Regions from separate parts of the Homo sapiens genome. Here region 1 is linked to region 2. Evidence: chromatin loops called from intact Hi-C (ENCODE). Cell type or tissue: psoas muscle. All regions are shown on one strand. Each heading gives the region's core, and the rest is flanking DNA. Links, peaks and the distances in the headings are about the cores only.

What was found. Peaks named below come from ENCODE experiments on the same cell type or tissue, not always from the same donor. Only the 100,000 strongest peaks of a DNase experiment are listed, where the experiment ranks them.
Region 1: a loop joins it to region 2, with 4 times the contacts of the local background. A loop is called at or near these places in 8 of 110 quality-filtered maps.

What each region holds. Positions count from the first base shown.
Region 1 is chr7:47,539,663-47,545,029 of GRCh38, forward strand. All of the region lies in intron 1 of TNS3 (tensin 3), which reads right to left. Among named protein-coding and RNA genes, the nearest start is that of TNS3, 40 kb to the right of the region's middle. In psoas muscle, for the core only: no CTCF peak of the experiment used is centred there; no DNase peak of the experiment used is centred there.
Region 2 is chr7:47,491,840-47,497,206 of GRCh38, forward strand. The region is part of intron 3 of TNS3 (tensin 3); the gene reads right to left. Among named protein-coding and RNA genes, the nearest start is that of SNORD151, 30 kb to the left of the region's middle. RefSeq lists an enhancer at 1,750-2,341. In psoas muscle, for the core only: no CTCF peak of the experiment used is centred there; a DNase peak (open chromatin) is centred at 2,915.

The DNA of each region.
Region 1 (5,367 bases), core at 66-5,065, 48 kb after region 2:
CCAGACTGGTTAATCATCCTCCATGGCTGAGCCACTCAAGGATGGTTGGGGCCCTGACCCTCTAGTGTGGTCATAAGTCTTGTACCTCCAATAGGAAGTCCTAACCTTGTCTGGGATTTTCCACACACAGCACCAAGCAGGAGCAATAAACACTGGTGCAGGAATGAAAACATTCTCCTTTGCTGTATTTCCACCACATCAACACCGGTGTTCACTGCCTGTCTCAGACCACACCCTTCTGAGTCCTCCCAGAAGTAAGCTGTAGCTGAGGGTCTGGGGATGCGAAGGGACTCAGAAGCCAGGGCACAGACTCCTCCAGGCACAGACCCTCACCTCAAAACTTGGGTGGCAGACTGGCCTCACTCCATCTTAAAGCCACAGTGAGCTCTGTGCTGCTGCCCAGCTTCCAATTTTCTTCGTGCTTTGCCACAATCCTCTGTGCTTTTTACTCGCCAGGTTGTCTCACCCTAGCTTCTGACTGCACTTGGTTCCCAGGAACAAAACAAGGTTCTTCCCAGGAACAAAACGAGGTTCTTCCCAGGAACAAAATGAGGTTCTTCCCAGGAACAAAACAAGGTTCTTCCCAGGAACAAAATGAGGTTCTTCCCAGGAACAAAATGAGGTTCTTCCCAGGGAGGATGAATTCCAGACGGCTAAGGCAGACATCAGCAAACCAGCCATCAGGAAGAGAGGCTACATCTCAACCTGGGTTGGAAACCCAGCTGGAACTAGGGACATGAGCCCCTCCATGAGTCAGACTTTAACACCAAGTACAAGGTTCCCTGGGGGAGAGCTGAGGGGCCACTCGTGCCCGTTTTGTCACTGGAAACTGGAGGCTGCTCCTATGAGTCCATTCCCTCACACGATCATGCATTCACCCACAGATACGTGAGCAACGTGTGTGCTCGATGTCAGAGGAAATACAGCGGCTGGCTCACCCCGCCCCTCCCAGAGGGACGATCTACACGCAGTGTTAGGAGGGGGCACGGAGTCCACAGATCATGGGAAGAACTCCATGAATGGCCTGTGACTTGAAGCAGAAGCAGACACTTTCCAGACAGGAAAAGAGGTGAGGAGAGGCAAGGGTGGTAAAGCGCCGTATTTTTGGTGAACTGGCCAAAGGCTGGGTGGCTAATGCACAGCTGTGTTGGGACACTGAGGGTAGACAGGGCTCAAGAAGCAAGTACAGGGTGGTGAGCAGGATTGCACAAAGCAGTCACAAGGAAGGAGGCCCCAGTACCGAGCTGGGCTGGACTCCAACGTCACAGGGGGCTCTAACTGGCAAAAAGGAAAAAGCATCACAGGTGTATGTTCATCCTGGAGGACCCCTGGCAGTCCTGGGAGGACACTCGGGAGAAAGCAGGAGTGGACATGGAAACTCTAGGTAAGAGAACCTCAGCCTCGGGCAACAGCCCTAGAAACACAGATAAATGTACAGGGGAGAGGACGGCCATAGCAGTGGAGAGGTGACGGGAGATTGGTCATGCACAGGATGATTGAGCATAAGGATCTGTGAGAAGAAAAATGGGAGGCACCTTCGGGAGGAGCTTGCTAGTCTAGAATGGGGGACATTATAGTAAGCCCTGTGTTGGGAGACAGGAATCAGATATTGGTGTGACTCAGAGTTTCCAATCTAGAGACGTAGATACATCTAGAAATCAAAGTAGATGTGAATGTGTGTATACGAACCAGTGCACACACACACATGCACACACACACAGAGATACTCCCAGATCTGTCCTTGGAGGGTGCGGAGGCTCCAATACCAACAGTCACCCCCCAATGAGCCTGAAATCTCTTCTTTTTGGCCAGAAAGTAAGACAGTGCTCACAGAACAATGGGTTTTTTAACAAAAAGACACAGGGGCCAGCCTGAAGAGGCTCCCACCAGGCAAACTGTAAACAACTTGGAGATCAAAATAGTGATAATATTGGATTATGACCCATTGAATACAATACAAATCCAAGACTCTTTGAGTCCCTACTGATAGAAGCAAATGACCGAGGCCGGGCGCAGTGACTCACGCCTGTAATCCCAGCACTTTGTGAGGCTGAGGCGAGCGGATCACAAGGTCAGGAGATGGAGACCATCCTGGCTAACACGGTGAAACCCTGTCTCTACTAAAAATACAAAAAAATTAGCTGGGCATGGTGGCAGGCACCTGTAGTCCCAGCTACCCGGGAGGCTGAGGCAGAAGAATGGCATGATCCTGAGAGACGGAGCTTGCAGTGAGCCGAAATTGTGCCACTGCACTCCAGTGTGGGCAACAGAGCGAGACTCCATCTCAAAAAAAAAAAAGCAAATGACCACAGAGACAGTCTCAGAGAGGCAATGGGAGTCCTGGGAGCAGGTTATTAGGAAGCGTAAAGGTCTCAGCTTCCATGCGTCGTGGGATGGGAGACTCGGGAGTTATGTGCAGTGGAGAGACAGAATCTAATAGGCTGTCACTGGTTGATCTTTAGAGAGAATACATAGTCTCTAAATACTTTCCTTTATTTACTATAAAAGGGAAAAGAGTAAGTCAACAACAGAGAAAGCTTCAGTCTCCACCTAATCAAGGGGTCAAGGTGACCATGACCTTGGATGGGACAAGCCATGGTCAGCGCCACCTGTGATTCAGAGATGAGAATATGCATTACCACTGGGTGTTTCTGCAGAGAGGCATCATCTAAACCAAATCCTCACCACACCTTGGCCAGACAACCCAAGTGAGGGGTGGAGAGTCCAAATCCTTAGTCCCTCTGACGTGTGCTCACAGAGCCACTGTCCTGGCAGGATCCAGCCCTGATTCCCGATTCCTAGCCTCAGTGCTCTGAAATTGGGGCCACCAGATACTCTGGGCAGATGACTCCTAGCTCTCCTCTACCCACTACATGCCCGTCGACACGAAATCTGACATGGCCAGTCCCACTGCTCCATGGCTTGAGGGTGTCCGAGTGTGAGGGAGTTTCTATGTGCCACCTAAAGCACATTTAAAAGCACTTTACGGCCGAGCACGGTGGCTCAACCTGTAATCCCAACACTTTGGGAGGCTGAGGAGGGCAGATCACGAGGTCAGGAGTTCAAAACGAGTCTGGCCAACATAGTGAAAACCCGTCTCTACTAAAGATACAAAAAATTAGCCAGGTGTGGTGGTGGGCGCCTGTAATCCCAGCTACTTGGGAGGCTGAGGCAGGAGAATCATGTGAATCCAGGAGGCAGAGGTTGCAGTGAGCCGAGATCACGCCATTGCACTCCAACCACGGGGAACAGTGCAAGACTGTCAAAAAAAAAAAAAAAAGGCACTTTGCCTCTGATATTGAAAAAGACTGCCTTCAGTTTAAGGAATTTCTGACATCAGCAAGTTGTTGCCAGCTCTCATCTGCAGAAATTGAGCCTGGCCCTCTCTCCTTGTCCAAAGGTGGGAACACTGGTCACTGGGCAGCAGGAGGCCCAGACACTGTCTCTAGGGGCAGGTCTTGTACCTGGGCCCTGTCCAAACACAGACTTTGGGAAAATCCTCCCTTTTGTCTCTTTCCCTGTGCAGCCAGCTTGTGCTCCATCCGAAATCCAGAAGGGACAGTGTAACAGTGTGCCTCCCAGGGCACTCACCCTCTGGGACATTCAGGAAGTGTTCAGGCACACTTGCATCTCACCTATCCAGCAAACATCTTCACACCTGTTCCCCAGGGCCATGCTGGAGGGGGAAGACCAGCAGAGGACTTTCGGTACGTCAAGTCCCAGGGGCTCAGGATATGTGCATGGGGCACCTGAAAGACTGGAGAGGTGGGGAGCTGACTTCCAGTCCCTGCGGTGAGGGGGCTTTCGCCCAGGCTCTTAGTGACCCAGCGACATCCTAGGAGACAAGGAGTCCAACTCCCAGAGTGGTATTAATGATCAAAGATGCCATTTGTGAAGTGCCTGACCCTCAAGATGGTCCAAAGCTGGAGTTACCCACTCGGGTGGAAGCAGGACTTGAAAGCAGTACTGCTTTGTCCTTTACACAACACTGTTTCTCATGAAAATCACAGACACTCAGTAGATAACGTGATGAATGAGAGTCCACTGGCCACAGAGGAGAGTGTATTTATTCCACCAGGTTAACCAAAACGTCTCCATTGGCTACAAAGTTCCCGGGCACGCAGCCTGTCCCCACCCATGGGAGTCCCCTGGGGTGTGCAGGCTGTCAATGAAATGTCATTCTGCGACTGCCACACTTCAGGGCTTCTTCTGACAAACAGATGGTGACTTCTGACATCCTTTGCATGGTGTTTTTGCCCGCCCTGGGGAAACCAGCATTTGTTTCCCTCTGCTCTGACTCGTCACAGAGTTCCTTCCCCCTGACTTTGAGAAGTAAATAAAAAATGCTTTCCTTACAAAATTCCCCTCCAGTGGGTGCTTCTTCCCTCTTCTCTGCTCAAAACAGAGCTGTTTCATTACAGACTGTGCACAGGAGAGCAAAAGAAAGTGTTAAATTAAGGTGGCTCTCCCCAGCCCCCTCCAGCTAAGTCCCTGGTAGGATCTCGCCCCCTTCCCTCCCTTCAGAGGAGCAGGAAGAGTCAGAGGCTGGTGCCAAGAGGAGCATCTTCCTTCCTTCACCTATCCATGGGTCGGGGGTGGGGGTGCCCAGCCCAAAAGATAAACAAGGGCCCACCTGTCTCCACCTCTCACAAGCACGGAGCACACCTTTCTCATGGTAAAACGGACCCCCACAGCTACGGGCTCTCTGTGTGCCTCCAAAATCCATATGTTGAAATCCTCACCCACGAGGTGACGATATTAGGAGGTGAGGCCTTTGGGAGGTGCTTAGGTCATGAGGGGAGACTCTGCATGAATGGGGTTAATGCCTTTAAGAAAGGGACCCCACAAGACCCTTCACCCATTCTGCCATGGGAGGACACAGATAGAAGGTGCCTTGGATGAACCAGGAGCCAGCCCTCACCAGACAATCTGCCAGAGCCTTGATCTTGGACTTCCAGCCTCCAACTGTGATAGCTTCCAGAACTGCCTGAGGTCGCAGAGCTAAATAACCACAAGCCCAAGTCCCCAGGTCCAGCTTACAGACCTACTGCTACCAATGGGTGTCCCAGGACCCAGGCACGGATCAGTAGGCATCCCAGCACTTCCAACAAGCCAGTTTCCTCCTGTCAAATGAGCTGCCCCACCTATTCTAACCGAAAATGAGAACATAGGAAACTGTCTAGTTAATAGGTGCCCTGTGCTGAGGACATCATGATTTACTTTTCCACTCCTTGCCAAGCATTTCTTCACCATCAAGTTGACTCCAAGCAGAAGAACCCTGCAGAGTTAGTTGTACGAAAAGCCTGGAGATCCACGATGTTAGGACTTACTCTGCCACTTTGAGCACCTCGAACACTAAAAACGGAG
Region 2 (5,367 bases), core at 142-5,141:
AGATGGCCCCGGGTGTATGTTGATGTGTGCATGGCCCCATCAATCACAGCCAGTTCCTGAGAGCGATCCTACAGGCTCCTGGAAGGACGGGTCCAGATGCCATGCCTGACACCATGAACATTCTAAAACACTCAACTGGTAGTCTAAGCAAATGAAGGAACGCTTTTTGATTTTGCTTTGATTTATTCATGTTTAACATACAAGTTAAAATACCTGACTCTGAAGAAGCTGTAGGGGCCTACTGAGTGGGGACCTTAACTATTGGCACCAGAAATGGCTCCCTTTCCAACTGTGTGCCAGTGACTCCTAATCCCACTCACGAATGACAGGGAGTCATCATCTCATGTCCACCCTACACTGGCTTTCTGTCATGGCTCTGGCCACCCCACAGTGGGGGCAGCCCCTCACCACAGCTCTCTGTTTGGCCAGCAGCAGGAAGGCTGGGTTTGGAGCCCATGTGCCTGGTGCGCAGGCCTTCATGGAGGACACAGCCGCATATCGGCAGGCTGCCCTGCCTGCCGCACGGTAGACTCCAGGGCCTGGCACTGTCAGCTCCCCACACCTGATCTCTTCTTATCCTCTTTCCTCACCTGCAGCCAACATAGTCCAGGCTCAACTCCCTTGCCTAACCCTACCTCCCACCTGTGAGCCTCAGCCCAGGCTGCTCCCTCTGCCTGGAAAACCACCTGCCCACCTCCTACTGGGCAGGTGCCTGTGCCTCAAGGCCCAGTGGCAAGGCCCCTTCTTCAGGAGACACACAAATAAGATGTGCTTTTATTTCTGCTTCAAGAGAAGAGCACAGAAATGTTATGACCCTCTGCTCCTGTGATTTTGTAATATCCTCTTCTTATTTTAAAGGAAAAGGTCCAAGGAGGCAGTAACACTAAAACAAAGCACAGTTTTCCGAGGCTTTTAAAATGAGGGGTGGGCCCCACATCCACCAGGGAGCAGGCAAGCAGGTGTTTGTATTTTCAACCACGCCAGCCTCATGCTGAGAAAGGCGGGGTTCCGGACATGGAGCTCTGGAGCAGGAGGAGCTCCCACTGCCTGTGAGAGCCAAGGCCCGTTCATCAGGACGGCACTGAGCTCACAGGGAGCAGAGCCTCGGGCGATGACATCAGCTAATGCCACCCCCAGCTCCTGCTTCTTGGGGGTCTGTGGCATCTGAGGTTTCCATATGAAATCAATAGCAGGCTCTTCATATCAAGCCCTGGCTTCCACTGACCTGTTGCTAATGACAAGGCAGAGGAAGTGGTCACCCCTAGGGAGGGGATGCCCAGATCTCGAATAAAACCACCCTCCAGAGTGAAGCGCAGAGCTCTGACAGTCAATGTTCAGTGGTCATCCGTAAAGAAAAGGAATAGCACAAATAAGTGAGCTGGTCACTTCGCCAGACTTTGGGTCAGTTGTCTCAACCTCTCATTCATTCATTCATTGCAGAATGGCATATCAAATATCACACTTCGGGGCACTCGGAGATGAGAAAGAATTAGCAGTTGCCTTCGAAATTCAGTTTAAAATGGAAGAAAAGGTATAAACATACAACAGTTATTCAGGGAAGAAAATGGTAAATTCCACAAAGGTAGGCACCAGAGAAATTTTCCCTGAAATACATTTTGGCAAGAGTGTTTAACAATCACATGATGAACAGTTTGGGTTTTACCAACTGTCCTTTGCTCTAAAGAAGGCTGACAAGAGGCCGGGCGCGGTGGCTCACACCTGTAATCCCAGCACTTTGGGAGGCCAAGGCGGGTGGATCACGAGGTCAGGAGATCGAGACCATCCTGGCTAACACGCTGAAACCCTGTCTCTACTAAAAATACAAAAAAAAAAAAAAAAATAGCCGGGCATGGTGGCGGGCGCCTGTAGTCCCAGCTACTTGGGAGGCTGAGGCAGGAGAATGGCATGAACCCAGGAGGCGGAGCTTGCAATGAGCCGAGATCGCGCCACTGCACTCCAGCCTGGGCAACAGAGCGAGACTCCGTCTCAAAAAAAAAAAAAAGCTGACAAGAAAAGAAAACATGAGAAACCCTAAGAGCTCACAACTTATCAAATCTTTTAAAATTAAGCATTGAGCTGCAAATGGCCAACTGGCCAACTCTAATGTCCACATAAGCATATTTCATGAAACCCAAACTAGTTCCTGCTGGTCTGAAGCTAAACTGCCACCCCTGTTCACAAAATCTTGATAATGGCATTCCATTTAACTCTAATGTCCACATAAACATATTCCATGAAACCTAAACTGGTTCCTGCAGGTCTAAAGCTAAACTTCCACCCCTGTTCACAAAATCCTGCCAGTGGCATTCCTCTCTGCCCAGTGTCTCAAATTCAAAACCTAAGGATTACTCACAAGCCGTGCCTCTGACCCACCGGGTGGGTATGCCAATCCTAACAGGTCTACCTTTAAAATGCCCACAAGTCTACTTCCTACTGACCCCACCCATTGTTCAAGGTTGGGCCACTCCAGCTCTTGCTGGGCAGTGCTAAGCTTTCTAACCAACCTCCTGAGGTTCAATCGACTCCCCTCCAAATGCTTTTTAGAAGTAAAGAAACCTCTGAAAAAGCGAAAGGTTTTAGATAAAGATTCTGAAAGCAGAATTTCTCACATCACAGTATTGCAACCATTCAGCCATTCTATCCACTCCACCTCCCCTGAAAGACACAGTTGTGAGTTTGTTATTCTAAAGACCTTCTGAACAGGGGGCAGTTTCCAGTGATAAGGGAGGGTTAACAGCTCAGATCCTTGCACACCGCTTTATTAAGAACAGAAAGGAAGCCTGCGGGCTTCGGAAAGTTCCAGGGTAATTTGGAGTTGAGGGTGCACAGACACACACACAGTGCGCAGAAAGGCAGGAGTTGAAATGCCTAGAAACACACAAAAATGAACTCCGCCAGCTGCTCCCGGGAGGCGGAGAGAGGGCGCCCCGCGAGCTATTTCTGTGCTTGACAGAAAATGGGAGTAGGCACTTCCTGAATCCCTGCCTAAAATTAACTGCTTTACAAAAGGGGGGAAGGGGAAACCCATGGTGAAACAAGTTTTATTTTACAATTCAAAATCTGGAGGTGGGGATTTGAATGCTTCGTTATGGGTTTTGGCCCCGCTGATAAAAATGTGGCTGAAAAAAAGAAGAAATGGGGGCTTCACTAGGAAACCTACCCTTCAGAAGTAGCCCCACAAAAATAAAGCCAGCGGTTTGATTAGAAACGTTCTTCTCCCCGGCGCCTGTAGTCCCAGCTACTCGGGAGGCTGAGGCAGGAGAATAGCGTGAACCCGGGAGGCGGAGCTTGCAGTGAGCCGAGATTGCGCCACTGCACCCCAGCCTGGGCGACAGAGCCAGACTCCGTCTCAAAAAAAAAAAAAAAAAAAAAGAAACGTTCTTCTCCCCATGGAACGTGAAGCCATGTCTCAATGAGAGGCATGAAGGCGCATGCACAGCAACACTGGTGCAGTCGCCAGAGAGCACAGGCTTCAGTGCCGCACATCAACTAAGTGCCTGTCCTGTGGTCTAGGGGGCTGAGACTCATGGACACACACGCTGACAACATGAGAGGGCAGCGTCTGGGGCAGGGGCTGCACGAGACAGAGTGGGGTATCTGGAAGTATGGTGGGCACAGGGCCACGACCCCCGCCCTGAGGACGAGGCCTGCAGAGGTCTCTCCTAGCCTGACAGGGATGGTTATGTCCCAACAGGGGCGGGCTTCCAACACCTCTCCCAGCCTGAACTCAGGCTCTGGAAGACCTGAGTCTGAACGGGCCATAGAGAGGTCTCAGGAACAAGATCCCACTGGGAACCTACACTCAGAGCCAGAATGCAGTCTCCCAGCCAGAGCCAGGGCCCAGGACTGCCAGAAAGTCCCGGAGATAAGCTTCTGCAGAGATGACATTGCTAGATGCCAGGGTGGGTGGCATCCATGTGGAAGAATGACTGTAGTAGAAATTTTAAAAAGATGCACTGCATATGGTGTCTAAACATTGAAAGAGAACAGGCCGTTCTGCAGCTCCCCAACTGCAGCACACCTTCCTCCTCCATCTCGGCAGAGGGAAGGGGTAAGGACAGACCACTCAGGAGAGCAGTGGACGAAACCACACACATTATGACAAGTGGATTTCTAACCTGGACAGAGCCAGAGGCAGGGTCAGAGAGGAAGAGCTGTGATCCAGAAGGAGCACACGGTGCCACAGGGCTGGGGAGAGGCCCCGATGCCACCCAGCCCAGAAGCCCAGAGGTGAAGAGGCCCTGGATTGAGGAGAGGAGAGGACCCCAGTGAGCCTGGAGGAGGGGTGACAGGATAATGGGAGGAAGCATACATTATAGACTCTGAGCAGTTCAAAAACTGAATGGTGGTCTGAAAAAAGGGGTAGTAAGATAAGCACGTCAAAAAAGGACATCACTGAACAGGATGTGAGCTCACACAGGGGAATACAGAGTTTGGGGTCTTCTAGAAAGGGGCCAAGGGCTCCTGCAGATGGCAGCCAGAGTCAGCAGAAAGAGCACCTGGGGCCACATGTGTGGAAGGAGGGACGTTTCCCCTGTGACCAGAGCTGATGGGCAGGAGGTGCTGGAGCCAAATGGCATTTTCAGGAGTGTTTCAAGCTGATTAATGTCAGGCTGGTAGCTTGGAAGCAGGCGGGGGGAGGTGAGGTATTTTCACCAGGGGAATCAGCAGAGGCTGCCAATCAGCCCGCTGCACCCCCAGCAGGGTATAAACCCTCATCTGCACACCACCGGCCAGAACGTGTTTCAAGAGAAGCGGGAGTAAAAGCGATGGTGGCCAACGCAAACAGAGTCTGAGTGGGAGAGTCCACGCACACGCAGTACAGAACGCCAGGCACAGGTGAGAGAGGCGGAGGGCTGGGGATGCATCTGTACCTGCTCGTCAGGGGCTTGTGGGAAATCACATCAGAAGTCCAAGACCAAGCAGGCAGGGACACCTGCAGCACCCAGCTCTGCCCTAGGCCCAGATACCCTGGCTGCAGCGATGTGGGCCAGGACTACGGAAGTCCTCTGTGGGGTGAGCCAAGGCAGGGTGAGCCTGTGCAAATGCAGGAGGCTGGGGGGAGTAGAAAGAAGGGCAGCCAGTCAGGGGAAAGGTCACAGAGCTGGCCAGAACCAAGGCAGCATCGAGCAAGAGGCACTTGGATTCCAGTGTCAGAAAATATTAAGCCCACGGCTCTGCCATTAGCCATATGGAACCACTTTCAGGTGGGCCTCAGGCTAAGTCTGAGGCACTAATTAAGCCCACTAAATGGAATTTGTTTGCTTAAAAGAGCAGACCCCATTCTCAGAAGAAAATTTAGAAAATATATATACTTTCTTGTCATTTAACAGTTAATAAATAAAATGCATAGTGATTTATGCTAGC